Linked DNA regions of Homo sapiens: all the other regions are linked to region 1. The links are chromatin loops, found by intact Hi-C in ENCODE. Cell type or tissue: PC-9. All regions are shown on one strand. Each heading gives the region's core, and the rest is flanking DNA. Links, peaks and the distances in the headings are about the cores only.

Region 1 (5,966 bases), core at 697-4,696:
CTTCAGCCCACTGCTGCACTGTGGGAGCCCCTTTCTGGGCTGGACAAGGCCGGAGACGGCTCCCTCAGCTGGCAGGGAGGTGTGGAGGGAGAGGCGTGGGCGGGAACTGGGGCTGCAGGTGGTGCTTGCGAGCCAGCGCGAGTTCCAGGTGGGCGTGGGCTTGGCAGGCCCCGCACTCAGAGCAGCCCACCAGCGGTGCCGGCCCCGGGCAGTGAGGGGCTTAGCACCTGGGCCAGCAGCTGCTGTGCTCAATTTCTCGGTGGGCCTTAGCTGCCTTCCCACGGGGCAGGGCTTGGGACCTGCAGCCCGCCATGCCTGAGCCTCCCCCGACGTCCGTGGGCTCCTGTGCGGCCTGACCCTCCCTGATGAGCACTGCCCCCTGCTCCATGGTGCCCAGTCCCATCCACCACCCAACGGCTGAGGAGTGTGGGCCCACTGCGCAGGACTGGTAGGCAGCTCCACCTGCGGCCCCAGTGCGGGATCCACTGGGTGAAGCCACCTGGGCTCCTGAATCTGATGGGGACTTGGAGAATCTTTATGTCTAGCTAAGGGATTGTAAATACACCAATCAGCACTCTGTATCTAGCTCGAGGTTTGTAAACACACCAATCAGCACCCTGTGTCTAGCTCAGGGTTTGTGAGTGCATCAATGGACACTCTGTATCTAGCTACTCTGGTGGGGACTTGGAGAACCTTTGTGTGGACACTCTGTATCTAGCATCATCTAGTGGGAATGTGGAGAACCTTTGTGTCTAGCTCAGGGGTTGTAAATGCACCAATCAGCGCAAACAGACCACTCAGCTCTCTGTAAAATGGACTAATTAGCAGGATGTGGGTGGGGCCAGGTAAGAGAATAAAAGCAGGCTGCCCCAGCCAGCAGTAAAAAGCCGTTCGTGTCCGCTTAGGTGCTGTGGAAGCTTTATTCTTTCGCCCTTTGCAATAAGTCTTGCTGCTGCTTACTCTGTGGGTCCCCACTGCCTTTATGAGCTGTGTGCTACTCACCGTGAAGGTCTACAGCTTCACTCTTGAAGCCAGCGAGACCACAAACCCACCAGAAGGAATGAACAACTCCAGACAGGCCGCCTTATGAGCTGTAACACTCACGGGGAAGGTCTGTAGCTTCACTCTTGAGCCAGCGAGACCATGAACCCACCAGAAGGAAGAAACTGAACACATCAGAAGGAACAAACTCCAGACACGCCGCCTTTAAGAACTGTAACACTCACCGCGAGGGTCTGCGGCTTCATTCTTGAGGTAAGTGAGACCAAGAACCCACCAATTCCGGACACCATGTTGGTCAGGCTGGTCTCGAACTCTCCCTCGGCCCCACAGAGTGCTGGGATTCAGGCATGAGCCGCCAGGCCCTTAACTTTTATTCCAAAAAAATTTCAGTTAAAACTTCCAGTACATAGTATTTGCATAGCAGGGACCCTGAAGTGTTTGTTAAATGAATGTCACATATATCACATACTGTGATAGGAATAAAGTCATTCGTTTGAAAGGTTGATAAATACAATGATAGACTGCTAGAACTTCATGAGTCTTAAGAGAATATCTCACCAGATCTCATCTTCCAGATTTAAAAAGGGGGGCACAGACTTCAGCAGGAAGGGCTGATTTAACGACATCTACTATAATGTGAGTCTGGGCCACACTCTGGTTTTCCAGTTTCAGTAATGATGCATCACTACTCTTGAAAAACCACCAGAAACCAACAAGTAAGCACCCAAAAAGATGTTTAGGAATTCAGAAGTACTCCTTTTACTCTAGCCTTAAAATTATTTGCTCTTGCATTGTGGATTACCCATCAACAATGTCCAGTCCTTACCAGGAGTCAGGGAGAGCGTCAAATGCTGGGCATACTGAAATGACCTTAACCCAGTACTTGGCCACCTACAGGACACTGTAATGGAGAGCAAAGCAGGACAGAGGTAATGCAAAACACAAAAACACCAAAAAATTGGAAATCTTTGGAGCCATTTGCCTTCTAGAACCTTAAAGGCGCCCTATAGTCCCACACTATAGAATATTGGAAGAGCAGTCGGCTGTAAGTCTGAATCATGAGTTCCTTACACTTTTTTCTACCCAGTTCAATTTTGGGAACTTCCGAGTCCTGGTCCTTTCATTGTTTGTGATACCCAACACCCAGCACAATGCGGAGAGCACAGTAAGGTGGCAGTGAATTCATCAATACTTTCAAAGTCTATTTTATCTACAAGGACAAGTTTTATTGTATGTTTCCTTTTAAATAAGTGCCACAGTCGCAGTAAGTGAAAACATCCTGACACCACCCCAGCGGCCCCCCCAGCTCGTGGGCCTCCCCGCAGAGCGCGCGCCCGTGGGGGTAACCGGCGGAAAACTAGGGACGCGGGCACAGCCGCAGACTGGGCGTGGGGGGCACCGGAATGGCCGAGCCTGGGACGCTGGGACCTCTGGCCGCCGCGGGGCGACCAGGCGGGCGGAGACGTCTCGCGCCCTCCCGGGCCGCGCGGCTCCAGGCGCATTCCTGCACCCAGCTCCCGCGCGCCGCGCTGCGCTGCCTCCCCCGGACAGCTGATTCATTGGCTCGGCCGCCCAGACTGCCTGGCGCCGGCTGCGTGACGTCACCCATTCACGGAGCCCGCCTCCCCCGCTCCGCTGGCGCCGGCCGGGCGGTCGCCCTGACAACGCAGACGCCAGCCCGCACAATGACTTCCAGCTGGAGCAGCCCAGCCAGCCTGCGCGCTCACTCGCTTGCTTGCGCTGGGCTTCAGGGCGCCCGGGTGAGTTTTTTTCTCTCCCTCTCGTTTTTTTTTTTTTCCCAGGCTCTCGCGGGTTTCCCCTGCCAGGGAATCCACTCGCTGTAGTTTTCTAGGGCTCTGGTCCCAGTCCTTTCTGAAGCGCGCTTGCAGGCTGTCTTCCTCAGTCGCCCTCTCCCTGGGTGCTGTTTTGCTGGGCAGCATCCCATGCTAGGCTCGGCAGACATTCTGGCGGTTGGGTTCGGCCCTTACAGCGCTAACACCTGCAGAGTCGAGGCTCCTGCCAAAAGGCAGAAAGCAAAGGAGGAAAAAATTCATTGTCATAATAGCGAAAATGATAAACCTCAGCTGTTTAAGAGAAGAATGTCTGAGTAGCTGTTGATTATCTCCCATAATCACAAAACAACTTTTTTTTAAAAAGAATTTGCACTGTCTGTTAAAACGCGGTCATTGTTTTGCTTTCAAATCGAACTTCACGACAGTTAGCAACTTCAAGAACGCTTCCAAATGGATAAATCTTTCCAGAAGGTAAAACAAATCTGGGAAGTTGTAGCAGTGTAAATTGGAGAGTGTGTGAGGGTCGTATTTGGAGAGAGAGAGACACACACACAGGAGATTGGTGGTCTTGGGGCAAGGCAAATAGCTCATTCGCCCCCCCACACCTCCAGTTTCCACCCCAGACCTTTAAATCTTGAAGGTGGAGGAAAGGGAGACGTAGCTGTTGATTAGAGTTGGGTGGGAGGTAATTCTTATTCTAAATTTTCATTTTATTTATTTTTTGGTGCCAGATTTCTTGCTTCAAAACAGCTGCATTTTTGGAAGAAAGTCCACAACTGACAACTAAGCAAAACCCTCCTGGTGGATAGCATAAATCTGCTTTGTTGAAGCTGCTCATTTGTCTGATCTATGAGTCCAGAAGATGCAAACTCCCTTCCCAGCTTATGCAAAAATACTTCCAGTAAAAACAAGCCCTTTGGCCCTTTTCTTTTGTCAGTCCAGATTTCAGCATGTTCTTCGCTTTGTTATTCATCATTTTATGTATTTGGACCCATCCTCAAACAGACTTTAAACCGTTTAAAGGCAAGGAGGGACTCTTTCGTAAACCTTTAATCCCCTGGCCCAGCTGAGTAGATGCACAGTGTCTTTTGATGATGGTGATATGGAATGATTAATAACCACACAAGGCATTCGGTTGGTCAAGTCACTGTTTATTGGCTCAAAATAATCCTTGGTTTCTGTATGTCTACAGCTCACTTCCTAAACAGTTAAATCCGGAGAAGTCTAATAGATAATAGTTGGTGATCATAAATATAAATAACCAATACATTAGAATGTGTAGTCAAAATAGGAATACTTGCTTTTCACTTACTTCCCACGGGTCGCTGCTGGTGGTAGTCAACACAAATAAAAATTTGAACTCATTTTGTTATTCATCTAAAATGAGAAACTCGGTGAAACATTGATTTTCTAAAATTGCTGCATATTTAAATGTGATTATAATTGCTTTTTAGCATTTTAAAATTGTAACATCGATACCAAATGCTTAAGAATCTAAAGAATAGTCTATTGGGGCTGGCCTATTTTGTGTAAAATGGTCTGTATCATAATGGATGACTGATTATCCCATCCACATTATTTGGATTCACTTAATACTAGGTTTTAACGTTAGGAGAATAAAACCCTCAAGAAACCTAACATAGATTTGTATATTTAGTTTTCTCCTTCCTTATCATCTTCCACCAGACTTACAGGTGTTCCACCTGCTTGTAGTTTCGGTAATAATACCAGCTGGCGGTGGTTCCTAACTCTAGCTACACTTTAAAATTACCTCGTGCATTTAAAAAAAAAATGCAGTTGTTTAGGTTCTTCCCCTAGATATTTTAATTTACAAGGTTTGGGATGTGGCCTGGGCACCGATTTTTTTAACTTTTTATTTGAATGTAGACTTACAGGAAGTTGCAAAGATAGTACAGAGAGGTCTGATAGAGCCTCCACTGTTGGTTACATCCCGCATAGCTAGAGCACAATAATAAAGCCAGGACATTGACACTGAGATAAAATGTGCCTGTGATTCTGTGTCACCTTATCCCTGAAGACTCTTGTAATCATTACCACAATCAAAATACAAACTATTTCAACACCACGAAGATCTCTCTCATACAGTCCCTTTATGGTCGTCCCTTTCTTTCCCCCACACCATCCCTAACCCTTTGCAACCATCAGTCTGTTCTCCATTTCTATAATTTTGTCGTTTGGGGAATGTTTTATAAATTGGTCCTCACAGCTTGTGACCTTCTAAGATTAGCTCACCATCCCCCCCACCCCCCCACCCCACCCAACTCAGCAGAATGCCCTAGAGATTTATCCAAGTTATTGCAGGTATTTCTAGTTTGTTCCTTTCTGTTACTGAGTTCTACACTATGGGTGTAACACAGTTTGTTTAATCATTCAGCATTCACCTATCATACATTTTGGTTCCTTCTTTTTTTGGGCGGGGGGAGTGCCTATTACAAATAAAACTGTCTTGAAAAATTGCTTGCAGGTTTTTCTGTGGACCTAAATTTTCATTTCTCTGGGATAAATGTCCAGGAGTGTGATTGCTGGGTCATATGGTAAGTATGTGTTTAATTTTTAAAGAAACTGCTGAACTATTTTCCAGAAATGTGGTACTATTTTACATTCCCAGCAGCCATATATGAGAGATCCAGTTTTTCCACATCCTTACCAGTATTTTGTATTGTCACTATTTTTTTACTTTTACTGTTCCGATTAGGTGTGCAGTGATACCTCACTCTGGTCTTAATTTGCATTTTCCTAATGACTAGGGATGTTGATCATTTTCTCATGTCTTTGCCATACACATATCCTCTTCAGTGAAATCCCTCTTCGTGTCATTTTCTTATTTTCTTGATTTGTTCTGTTACTGTTGAGTTTTGAAGGTTCTTTAAATTATAGACATGAGTCCTTTATCAGTTACATCAGCAGTCCTCAACCTTTTTGGCTTCAGGGACAAGTTTCGTGGAAGACAGTTTTTTCCACGGAAGTGGGGGTGGTGGGGGAAATGGTTTCCAGATGGAACTGTTCCACTTAAGATCATCAGACATTAGATTCTCATAAGGAGCATGCAAACTAGATCCCTCGCATTCGCAGTTCACAATAGGGTTCGCTCTCCTGTGAGAATCTGATGCCCTGGCTGATCTGACAGGAGACAGAGCTCAGGTGGTGAGG
Region 2 (5,966 bases), core at 1,095-5,094, 390 kb after region 1:
TTGAGATAGGTAGGTTAGATACAATTATCACCATTTAGAAAATGAAGATACAAGCTCAGACATGAGGATTTTTTGTTTAGCCTACTAATCAGGATAAGTTTTAGAAACTGCTCTGGTACCAAGCTAGATATTTTATTTTGAGTTCTAATTTTTTGTTTTGTTTTGTGTTTTTTTTTTCTGCCTTGTGATCATGAAAAAAAGACACATAATTATTTCAGCTTAGGCTAATACAGTAATTGTACATTTTTTTCCAAGAAAGTCTACACCTATTTTAATATCCTGATTGTTCCTTCATATAGTATTCTATCAACCTCCCTCAGATTTCCATTTCAGTTATCTTCTGGGAGAAAGACAGAAAAAGAGACAGAGAGATAGAGAGGCTGGTGAGAGAGAGGGGGAGGGAGACAGAGAGAGACAGAGACAGAGAGACAGTTGGTTTTCATATATTTCTGGAGTATGTTTCTTATGTATGTAAGATAGGCCTATTCACTTGTGCAGGGATGAAGTACTTTATTTAAAATAAAATAAAAAAAAACTTTGCCCATCCTCTTGCATGAGGACAAGCTTTGTGTAATGTCTTAACCACTATAGGTTGCTTATACCTGTGAAATTTGCATATTGGTATAGGTCTTCATTTCCTGTACACTTTAACAAAAATTGGCATAGATTAGTCAGTGCCATTTGGTGTCTTTATTCTACCTTGTTAGAATTAAGCTGGAGGGGGGAGTAAACAGTAATTTGTTGGGGTAGAGTTGTTGGTAGCACTAACATTAATATGAGGCCTTCTCTTTCAGTTCTAATCAAGTCATTTTGGACCTCTTACTTCTGAGAAAACTGCTTCTGTATATGAGTTGAATCATCTTTCTAAGGTCATTCATAGGTCACCTGTTGCTCACAAAGAAGAAATGCACTGTATGAAACAGCTAAGGTGATTCACCTGGGCATATGCTAAGCACAAATCAACAGAGGAAGAGGCCAGATTCCTGTAAGAATTGGGTTTCTAATTTCTTTTCAGTATATAAACATAGGTAGTTATTATATTGTTTCAGACTTTTCTTTACAACAAATTGTCTTCTTGATTTTCAGAGTATTTAAGAATCTTAAAATAGAAGAAAGAAAACTAGAATTTAAATATTTTAATAAACAACCATGTCTAGGTAGGGCACAGTGGCTCATTCCTGTAATCCTAGCACTTTGAGAGGCCAAGATGGGCAGATCACTTGAGGTCAGGAGTTTGAAACCAGCCTGGCCAACAGAGCAAAACCCCATCTTTACTAAAATACAAAAAAATTAGCCAGGCGTGGTGATGCACACATGTAGTCCCAGCTACTCAGGAGGCTGGGGCAGGAAAATCACTTGAACCCAGGAGGTGGAGATTGCAGTGAGCTGAGATCGTGCCACTGCACTCCAGCCTGGGTGACAGAGTGAGACTCTGTATCCAATAAATAAATAAACAAATAAACAAACAAACAACCATCTCTAAAACTTCTTTTTATGATAACAGGTTGTGGCAGATTAAAGACAGGCAGGTGTTCTTAGGAACTCCTTTCATGAAAAGGTGAACCCTATTACTCCTCCTTTGCATTTTGGTAGGCCCTATAACTGCTTAGTGGATAGAATATGATGGCAATGATGTTCTGTCAGTTTTCAAGTCCAGGCCTGAAGACACTGGTAGTTATCCATGGTAGTGGGAATTCTAAGTTGTCCTCCAAAATTTTACCTCATAGAGTGCATGCCTCATTCTGTAGACTTCTCTTGATTTGGGATGAGACCTATGACTATGACATATGTCACTTCAGGAATTATGCTACCTTATATGGCAATGGCCAAGGCATTTCTGGATGTAATTAAGATCTCTAGTAAGTTGGCTTTGAATTAATGAAAGGGACTTTATCTTGATTAGGTTAGAACTAGTCAGGTGGTCCTTTTAAAGAGGGCTAGGTCTTTGCAACAAATAGTGCTGGAACAACTGGATATCCAAAGAATGAAGTTGGACCCCTTCCTCACACCATACACAGAGATAAACACAAAGTGGATTTTAGACCTAAATGCAATGGCTAAAACTATAAAACGCTTAGGAAACATACAGTAAACATCATGAACTTGGGGCAGGCAATAATTTCTTAGATACAACATCAAAAGCAAAGTAGCAAAAGACCAAAAAAGATAAATTGTACTTCACCAAAATTAAAATTGTAATGATTCTAAGGATATAATCTAGAAAGTGAAAAGTCAACCAATTAAATTGGGAAAATATTTGCAAATCATATATCTAGCAAGAAATGTATTCATAATATATTTTTAAAAAACCTGTGGAAACTCAGGAATTGAAATAACAATAACTCAATTTTAAAAATGAATAAAGGATTTGAATAGATATTTTCCCAAAGAAGGTATACAAGTGGCTAATAAGCACATAAAAAGATACCTTCAAATCATTAGTCATTAGGGACATGCACATCAAAACCACAATGAGATACTACACACCCAATAGGATGGTTGTAGTAATAAAAAAAAACAGATAATAACAAGTGTTGAAAAGGTTGAGGAGTAATAGAAATCTTCATACATTGCTGGTGAGAATGGAAAATCGTGTGGCTGCTTTGGAAAGTAGTTTAGCAGTCCCTCAAATTGTTCAACATAGAGTTATCATATAATCTAGCAATTTCACTTCTAGGTATAAAACCAAGTGAAATACAAGCATATGTGCACACAAAAACTTCTGCATGAATGTTTATAGTAGCATTATTCACAATAATCCCCAAATAAAAATAATCTAAATGTCTATCAACATTGATAGATAAATAAAATGTGGTATATCCATAAAAATATTACTCAGCTATAAAAGAGTATAAAGTACAAATACATGATACAACATTATATCTTGAAAACATTTGCTAAGTCACAAAAGACTTAGTGACTCATGATTATGAATCAGTCACTAAGTCTTTTGTGAATGTGAATGATTCCACTAATATAACTAAACAGGAAAAAATTTATAGAGATAAAAACGATTACTGGTTGCCTAGGGCTAGGGGCAGTGGTGGAATTGAAAGTAACTGCTTGGCCAAGTGCGGTGGCTTATGTCTGTAATCCCAGCACTTTGGGAGGCCGAAACAGGCAGATCACCTGAGGTCAGGATATCAAGACCAGCCTGGCCAGTATGGTGAAACCTGGTCTCTACTAAAAATACAAAAATTAGCTAGCTGGACACAGTGGTGTGTGCCTGTAGTCTCAGGTACTCGGGAGGCTGAGGCTGGAGAATCACTTGAATGCAGGAGGCAGAGGTTACAGTGAGTCGGGACCATGCCACTGCACTCCAGACTGGGTGACAGAGCGAGACACCATCTCAAAAAAAAAAAAAAGTAACTTCTAATGGGCACAGGGTTTCTTTCTGGGATGACAAAAGCATCCTAAAGTTAGAAAGCAATGATGGTTGCACAATTCTGCTAAAAACTATTGAATTTCATACCTTAAATGAGCAAGTTATATTTCAATAAAGCTGTCCTTTTATTTATTTATTTATTTATTTTTACTTTTTAGACAGAGTCTCGTTCTGTCACCAGGCTGGAGTGCAGTGGCGTGGTCTCAGCTCACTGCAATCTCCGCCTCCTGGGTTCAAGTGATTCTCCTGCCTCAGCCTCCCAAGTAGCTGGGACTACAAGTGCCCACCAACATGCCTGGCTAATTTTTGTATTTTTAGTAGCGATGGGGTTTCACCATGCTGGCCAGGATGGTCTCGATCTCTTGACCTCGTGATCTGCCCACCTTGGCCTCCCAAAGTGCTGGGATTACAGGCATGAGCCATCGTGGCTGGCCAGCTGTTCTTTTTTTTTTAAACAAAGAGAAAAGCTTATGTCTTTCCTGAGCTCAGAGACATTCCCCTGTTTGTCTCAAAGAAAGCAGTTGCCTTGAGTTCTATAACTGCCAGAAATGAATTCTGCCAACAACCCAAGTGAGCTTGAAAAAGAATCTTAAGACTCCGTTGAGATCGTAACCATGGTTGACACCTTGATCAGGCCTTGTGAGATCCTGAGCAGAAGATCCAGCTAAACCATGCCCAGGCTTTTGACCTACAGAAACTGTGAGATAATAAATGGGCATTGTTTTATGCCACCAAGTTTGTGGTAATTTGTTACATGGTAATGGAAAACTAGTACATTTCTTCTTTTAGTGTCTTGGAACACTTGCTTTTGAAACTCAGCTGCCATGATGTGAGAAGCCCAAGTCACATGGACAAGCTACCTAAGCTCGCAGCTAAGAGCCAGCATCGTCTGCCAGCCATGAGAGTGAGCCACTGTGGCCACTCAGTCCAACTTTGACTGCAGGTGCCTTAGAGACCCCAAGCAAGAACCACTAAGCTGTGCTCAGCTAATTCACAGAAATATGAGAGATAATAAATTTAAGTTTTAGGGTGGTTAGTTATATGACTATAGATAACATGCTTAGATAAAGTAGATAAAATAGATAACATAGATAAAAATGCTTATTTTATTCATTAAAAAGGGTCTTTTAAATTCTCTTAGTCTTATAAGTGAAACACTGCTTTCAGTTTTCTTCATTTTGCTCCTGGAATCCTTCTGACTGTATTGAAGGTTGACAGGTGACTTCTCTTAGGACGAGCTGAAAGACATGGCTAATTTTTGTGCATCTTCAATTAAAAATTAAACACTTAGTAGAGTGAAGTTGTTGTAATTGCTGCTGTATTTAAGAAAAACAATAATAAGGGCCACACTGAGAATGTTACAATTAATTAAAGAATGCATTGTCATTATTACGTAAGTATAGATAGAGATTTGTGTTTAGAAAGAAAAAAAATCCAATGCAGATACATTGAATCCAAATTAAAAATGTATAATAAATATCGTAAAAAGACCACTCATAACCGTGATGTTATATGAAGAAATGGCCATAATAAATAAATTCCTTATGCTGTTATACTTTAGATTGACTAGCATTTCCATACTAAAGAAAACTATTCGGTGGTAACATTTTTGGTGCTTGTACCTACTTGTATTATTCACTGTGGCTAAAGCCAATTTGTTCACAAATATGATAATTATCTAATTCTGGATAGGAAAACTCTTCTTATCTCTGGAATAAAGTTTCTAATTGCAGCAAAAATAATTTTCAAATATTTTTGGGCAAAAAGTCAGTGCATGAGCTTCAAATATACTTTGTTCTGTTAAAATTGGAATCGAGAGTTTGAGAGCTACAGCCTCATAAGGAAGTAATCGCATTAGTCACCCTCCTGGCACTACATGGGTATTAATCTTTTCCTTTCATCAGCCTCTCTGGCTCTTGCACAATTTTACAAGGTCCCCCACAAAGCCCAATTAATATTGTTTCTCTCTTTAAAACTCATGAATGTGCAATTAATAATAAATGATCTTGGGAGAATAAAAGAAGCAAGTTCGGAATTTCTAAATCATCTTGACAGGCAGCTGTATTCCATAGGCTATTTCAAGGAGTAACTACCTACCTGTTATGTCCTTATTATAGCCAAACTGGCTTGAATAGTTATTACCCAGAATAAGTGGTTGTCTTACAAATAAACTTTATGAATATATTTGGGACTTAAAAAATCATCTTGAATGTTTGATAATCTTTTCATTTGATGTGTATTAAAAGTCATTTAATTAAAGGGCCATCTTTGAACATACAAAGGATGTTCTAGCCCCACATCCCTTCACATCACCCTGTTTAATTCTGGTATTTTCTCCATTATTTTCTTTCTTTTTAATGAGTCACTCTTTCTTTTTAGAGCAAAAGTCCTGTGTAAGCAATGACCTTGTTCATCATGGTCCTGTGGACTCTCCGGCACCTATAACAGTGCCTGGCCAACAGTGGAAGCTCAGTAACTGTTACCTGAGGGAGCCACTGTCTAGCTTGCCGTTCAATAATAATAAAAACAATAAAAAATGTTCAGTTGGTCTTCATTAGTGGCAATCTAACATGGTTAACAT
Region 3 (5,966 bases), core at 1,095-5,094, 140 kb after region 1:
ATGTTCCAAGTTAAGAGAGGCCAATCTTGCTGTTTTCAAGTGGTTCCTTCCCCTCCCTTCTTCTATTAAGGGCTCAACCACAATGGAGCTTTAATCAGCTTCATTGATTTAAAGCTAATTTGCACTTGGCTTCAAGGTTAAGGTCCACAGCATAAGCTGAAGACCTTTAAATCAGAAGTCAGACTGAAAAGCCTTAGGTATATCATATTGTCTGCTGTGCATAAGAATGACAGCTCTTGATGACTGCAAATTAACTATTGGGGAAAAAGGCACAAAGCCAGTTTTTCTCCTGTGTTAATATAACCTCTGCTAGCCGAGTTTCACAGCATTGCTATCAACATTTCTGCTTCATCATGTAAATGGATGGAATTGGCTGAAAATACTTTGGTACTGTGATGTTTGTAGCCATCCATTTCTGCTTGGTTTCAGTTGGATTTCAACCTAATTGCCAAACTGATTCCATCTGTAATAACTTTTAACATTTATTTTTCCCAAAGGGAAAAAAAAATGTCTTGTCTGTATTCTGCAATTAAGAAGGTGATGAAATATTCAGTGTATGTCTCCACTCTGACTAAATTATTTTGTTAACTTTATCAGATAAACTATAAAATATTAACCAGGCTTACTGTTTGAGCATGTGCAGATGGCATAATATTTACCAGACATATTTTTAATACACATTTAATTTTATAAATTGAATTAACTATTACATGGCTAATTTTTTTCCTCTCTTTTCCAAATTGATGCAACAAGCATTCCTGTTGTTGGCTGTATGTACTACACTAGAACATTTGTGGATAATTACATAAGCTTAGCTGTGGTATAATAAATAACATTTCCTCCAAACTTAACCACATGAAATCAAATCAAGCAGAAATAATGCTATTTTCTAAGCAAAATTATGCTGAGTAGCAATATGTGGGTTCTTTGCTTTTTTTCTCTGACAGCTCAGTTTTTAAAATTTTCTGGAACATTTAAATGGGAAAGTTAATTTTACCCACCTCTCTTATCCGCCGTACAACTTGCTGTATATATCCATATCTGCTCTGCCATTCCCAAATGTACTAATATAATAGCCACATAATGCTTCACCTAAATTAGATTTTCTTAGAATGTGGTTTGGACTGAATCAAGGTCAAATTCTAAATCATGGCACACAGAGCCATGAAAACCTTTTTTTTTTTTTTTAAATAATTAATAAAAGTCTTGGTTATTGGTGAGCTGCTAAAATATCTAAATGGTTCTGAGCAGGGGAGCACTGATTCTTACAAGATTGTCCCTCATTCAGCATCATCAAAGAGCTAAAGATGGAGCTGGTAGGGAGAAAGACACATAAGGAAACATTACAATCCAGTGTGATACATGTTATACTAGAATTTCACTGTAGGGATTGGAGAAAGGAGGGCGGATAGCTAATTCTGAGAGTCAGGGATAGTGGTAAGGAGGACATAACAATTTGGCTAAGATTTAAATGTTTGCCCATTTGGATGAGGGGTGTGCAGTGTAGAAAGGACATTCGAAGCAGAGGGAATGGCCTGTGGGAAGTGGTGAATGTGTGACTACCACGAAAGGCCTGTGAAAATGCATAGAGTATGAAGGAAAGAGTGGTAGGAGAGGAAATTGGGAGGGTAATTGCAGCCTAGAACCTAAAGGTAGAATTAGCAGGACGTGCTGACGTCACGGTTCAATGGTCCATGCAGCCACAGGAGTATGATGTGCGGGGAACAATGTGATGGTCCACAAAAGGCAAGCAATAGAGGGAACGGAGTCAGGAATGGTGACTGAATTCCTGGAGGTCCCCAGGACTCATTTAGAGAGCTGCATTTTGGAAAAGAATTCAGCTACGAGCAAGATGAAGAAAGCATGAGTATTCAAAATAATTCATTTTGAATATGAAACCTTATTTTGTACCCCAAGTTGATGAACAGGGGACTCAACAGCTCCATGCACGAATCACATTCAAATTTACACAAATGTCGAAGTTGTGGAATCTGATTTAATCATGTTTCACTATGCACTCGAAAGTGGTTTTGAGAGTCCCTCATCCCCTGCCCTCACTAATTGATTATAAACATAATTACTTAAAGTATCATACAGTGCAAAATTGTCAACCCTAAAAAGAGCAAGCACTCCCATCCATAACGAGTAATATGTAGTTAAGCCTGAAAAACTCAAGTATTTTCCTAAGTAAAGAGACTAGTGTTGGGTGCTGAGGGATAGAGGTGAATAAAACCTCTAAGAGCTTTCACTGGCGTTGCGGACACAAAGCATGAATACATCACATTTTAAATAACAAAAGCGTTAAATTATTCAAAAGAACACAATTTAGCATGAGAGGGGATAGCTGCAGATGCAAAGAGGGTGCTTACAACACTGAGGCAATATCATTGCATCTACTTATTTTAGAATATATCAGTCCATAGTAATGTTGACAACCCGCTTCGATTTGTACATGCAAGTTAAACATAAAACACATGTTTCATAGATAAGTGGAGACAATAATGATGGGTTATCTCAAGTGAAGGAAGGCAGTTGAAGCCAAAGAGACATTTGTGTAATAGAAGTGCAATGCAGAACTGAATTGAAGCTAAAATTTGTTCACACAAAGGAGCAGGGGCATGCACAATAACTGAATTCCCCCAAAAGCAAAAGGGTGAATTTGGGGAAACACTGTTTTAACATCGCTGTTTATTTTAACATTAGTTTTTAATTCTCCCTTGACCACATTTAGTTATTATTCAGAGTTTTATTGTCGTGGTCAGCACTATCATCCTCAAGGGCAGCCTCAGGCAAAATTGCAGAAGAGAACTAACATTCAACACCCCCAGCCACCCCTTTTAATGTCCTTCTCTGCGTCAGTGATGGTTGCCACCCACTTAGGGCTCAGAGCTCTTACCACCTTCCTGACAATCCCTTATGGACATCTGCTCTAGGAAAAACAAACAAGCAAATGTATTCACACAGAGGTGCTAAAATGTGAGAAGTTTAATTTTAACTCTCTCTGTGGGGCATTTACACTATCACTATGGACAGAGACTTTTGCTACAGGGAAGGCATCTGCTTGTATTTTGAGGATTCAGCTAGGTTAGGGAAGAAACAGTCTGAACAGTTGTTGATCTTCCTTCACCCTTGAGCATACATCACAGAATCAGTCACCTACTGCACCTACCGCCTTCGCCACCTCTTATCTGTGTGATGACAGCAGCCTTCGGGTGGGTTTCTTCCATTTTTTCAAGACTTTTTCTGTAATAGAACCTAGTAAGCTAAAAAAAATGATATAAACATGTATTGGGGTTCAGGATATAGTATCCCTGAATATTTTAGGCTAAAGGAATTTGGGAAAACCGCAAAAGCAGGAAGGTCTCCCTGACCTTCCCCCCAAAGCAGGTCATAAAACCTAGGGAGGATTTTCTGACCTTCCTCTGACGCAGTTCATAAGAACTTCATGTGGGAGGTACCCTCCCTATACCCAGAGGAAAGGGCTATCCTTATTTCTGAAGACAAAGGGTCACAGAGAGGAATCTGAACAAACAGGCCCTGCTAAGTTTTCCCCAGTTTATTACCATTAGATCATACCCCCTTGGTCATATTATATTTCTTCACGACTATCCACCCTTCAAATTTAGCATTAAAACACACAGGTTTAACTATTTATTCGGGTCTCATTTTCTTTTGAAGGCTCCTGTGTCATGAAAAACTTACATTAAATAAAATGGTATGCTTTCCTGTTGTTAATCTTTCTTTTGTTACAGGGACCTTAGCCATGAACTTGAGACAGGTGAGGAAAACACATTTTTCTTGCCCTACAGATGTGCCAAAATGATAGTCAAATTACTGACTTTCTCTGCCTTTCTCTGTTGCTCCAGAATCCCTGAAAGTTTCTAATTGTTCATTAGGATGAATAGGAATGTTTCAACCTCGTGATAGTTTTTTTTTTACTATTTTTTTTTTTTTTTTTTACTATTTTGAATAGAGAGAGCACCTCTTCCCACCTCATTTCTTTACACTAAACCAACAATTTCCCACTAAATCCCAGCGTTCCCTATGGTCTCACATTTGCCATCATCTTTTTTTTGAGATGAAGTCTTGCTCTGTCGTCCAGTCTGGAATGCAGTGATGCAATCTCAGCTCACTGCAACCTCCGCCTCCTGGGTTCAAGCAATTCTCTTGCCTTAGCCTCCCAAGTAGCTGGGACTACAGATGCATGCCACCACACCCGGCTAATTTTTGTATTTTTGTAGAGATGGGGTTTTGCCATGTTGTCCAGGCTGATCTTGAACTCTTGATGTCAGGTGATCCGCCCCTCTTGGCCTCCCAAAGTACTGGGATTACAGGCATAAGCCACTGTGCCCAGCCTCCTTCCTCTTTCCTCTAACCCATGTGTGTTGTTTCAGAATACAGACTCACTTTTTCCAATCATCTTTTCTTTCTAACCTTACTTATCCTGACCACTTACTTTATTGGTATCGTTTTGTCACTTTCTTCAAGTTTAATGGTCTGTTTCTTGGTATTTCCTGATGTATTGCCTCGAAGGTATCATTTTAAATATTGCTGTTGGCTTATAGCTCTTGGTGAACAAAGAATAACCAACATTATCACAATAGCTTCTGTTAATCTACAAAATATATATTTTTAAATGTGTTATTAATAATCCTACCAGGCAGTTGTTGTTTTTACCACTTTGTAAATGAGAAAACTGAGGCGAGGAGAAACTGAATGAGGAAACTGAATCAAGGTCAAATTCTAAATCATGGCACAAAGAGCCATGAAAACCTTTTTTTAAAAAAAAAATTAATAAAAATCTTGGTTATTGATGAGCTGCTAAAATATCTAAATGGTTCTGAGCAGGGGAGTACTGATTCTTACAAGATTGTCCCTCATTCAGCATCATCAAAGAGCTAAAGATGGAGCTGATAGGGAGAAAGACACGTAAGGAAACATTACAATCCAGTGTGATACAGGTTATACTAGAATTTCACTGCAGGGGTTGAAGAAAGGAGGGTGAAATCATTGGTTATCCTAATGACCAAATTTAGCTATGACAGAACTGGGATTTTAGCCCCACTCTCCTTGTTGAAGTGGTGCCTTTCTATCATGTTCATAGTATTCAGACTTGGACTGGTCTGTGAGGTAAAAGGCTTGGTTCTGCTGTTAAGGCTTTCTTTTATGAGTCCTGAGAGCCTGGTAAACATGACTTTCTTTGGACCTGCCCTTTAAAATTAAAAACAGAAGATTTAGATACTATTCATGTGACAGGCATTTGCAAGCACTGCTTAATTCACCTCCCTCCAGTCTCTGGTCACATGACAGTAATATAATTTCACCCGATTACAGCCACACAAGAAACTGACAAGCTGATGTCCTGGGAATGGAGTCCTACAGTTACATTTTCTAACCCCCATTTTGTAGATTTATGCTATAATATCATGAAAATTTATCCCATAGCACCAAACATAAAGAAATTGTTTGTGGTGAATACTATACACTTCCACCTATTGATCATATATTGACATACGTTTAAACTTGTCTGGGTTAAGCCAAGGATAGACTAGGAGATAAAATTAAAAGGAATAAAATATAACACTTTAATTGCATTTGTGGCCAAGGGACCTACATTATACAGCAACCAGCATGTAACAGTGTACTTCATGTTCCATGATTTACCTTGCTGATAATTGCTTTGCACTCCTAATAAATTAACCCACAGAAAATCCATTCATCTGCATCTTCTTTTTATGCAGAGCTAGAGGAAAAAGGACCAGTATAGCAATTTGAGTGGCAATCATGCACTGATTGTAGCAAAGAAAGTAGCATGGTAAGAGTCTTAAGCATTCTGAAAGCATTTCTTCGTAAGAAAAGAGGAAGGAGAAAAGAAGAGAGGGCTTTTGCTAATTAAGTTCTGTTTTTGTCTTATTTGCTATGGAGAATATATTATGTTCTAGGCCAAAAATTCTTGTTTAATAAAC

What was found. Hi-C counts contacts between places; a loop is a spot of excess contacts. Peaks named below come from ENCODE experiments on the same cell type or tissue, not always from the same donor. Only the 100,000 strongest peaks of a DNase experiment are listed, where the experiment ranks them.
Region 2: it touches region 1 in a loop (3-fold over the local background); 4 of 110 quality-filtered maps call a loop at or near these places.
Region 3: a loop joins it to region 1, with 3 times the contacts of the local background. A loop is called at or near these places in 4 of 110 quality-filtered maps.

What each region holds. Positions count from the first base shown.
Region 1 is chr6:19,801,471-19,807,436 of GRCh38, reverse strand. It overlaps LNC-LBCS (lncRNA bladder and prostate cancer suppressor, hnRNPK interacting), which reads left to right and starts at 2,678. Exons shown (of 4, transcript NR_134651.1): 1 at 2,678-2,762; 2 at 5,281-5,350. RefSeq lists a silencer at 2,710-2,759. In PC-9, for the core only: no CTCF peak of the experiment used is centred there; a DNase peak (open chromatin) is centred at 2,626; H3K4me3 peaks cover 1,884 bases.
Region 2 is chr6:19,412,841-19,418,806 of GRCh38, reverse strand. No RefSeq gene overlaps it. Among named protein-coding and RNA genes, the nearest start is that of LNC-LBCS, 390 kb to the left of the region's middle. In PC-9, for the core only: no CTCF peak of the experiment used is centred there; a DNase peak (open chromatin) is centred at 2,986; H3K4me3 peaks cover 396 bases; H3K27ac peaks cover 3,180 bases.
Region 3 is chr6:19,660,002-19,665,967 of GRCh38, reverse strand. No RefSeq gene overlaps it. Among named protein-coding and RNA genes, the nearest start is that of LNC-LBCS, 140 kb to the left of the region's middle. In PC-9, for the core only: no CTCF peak of the experiment used is centred there; no DNase peak of the experiment used is centred there.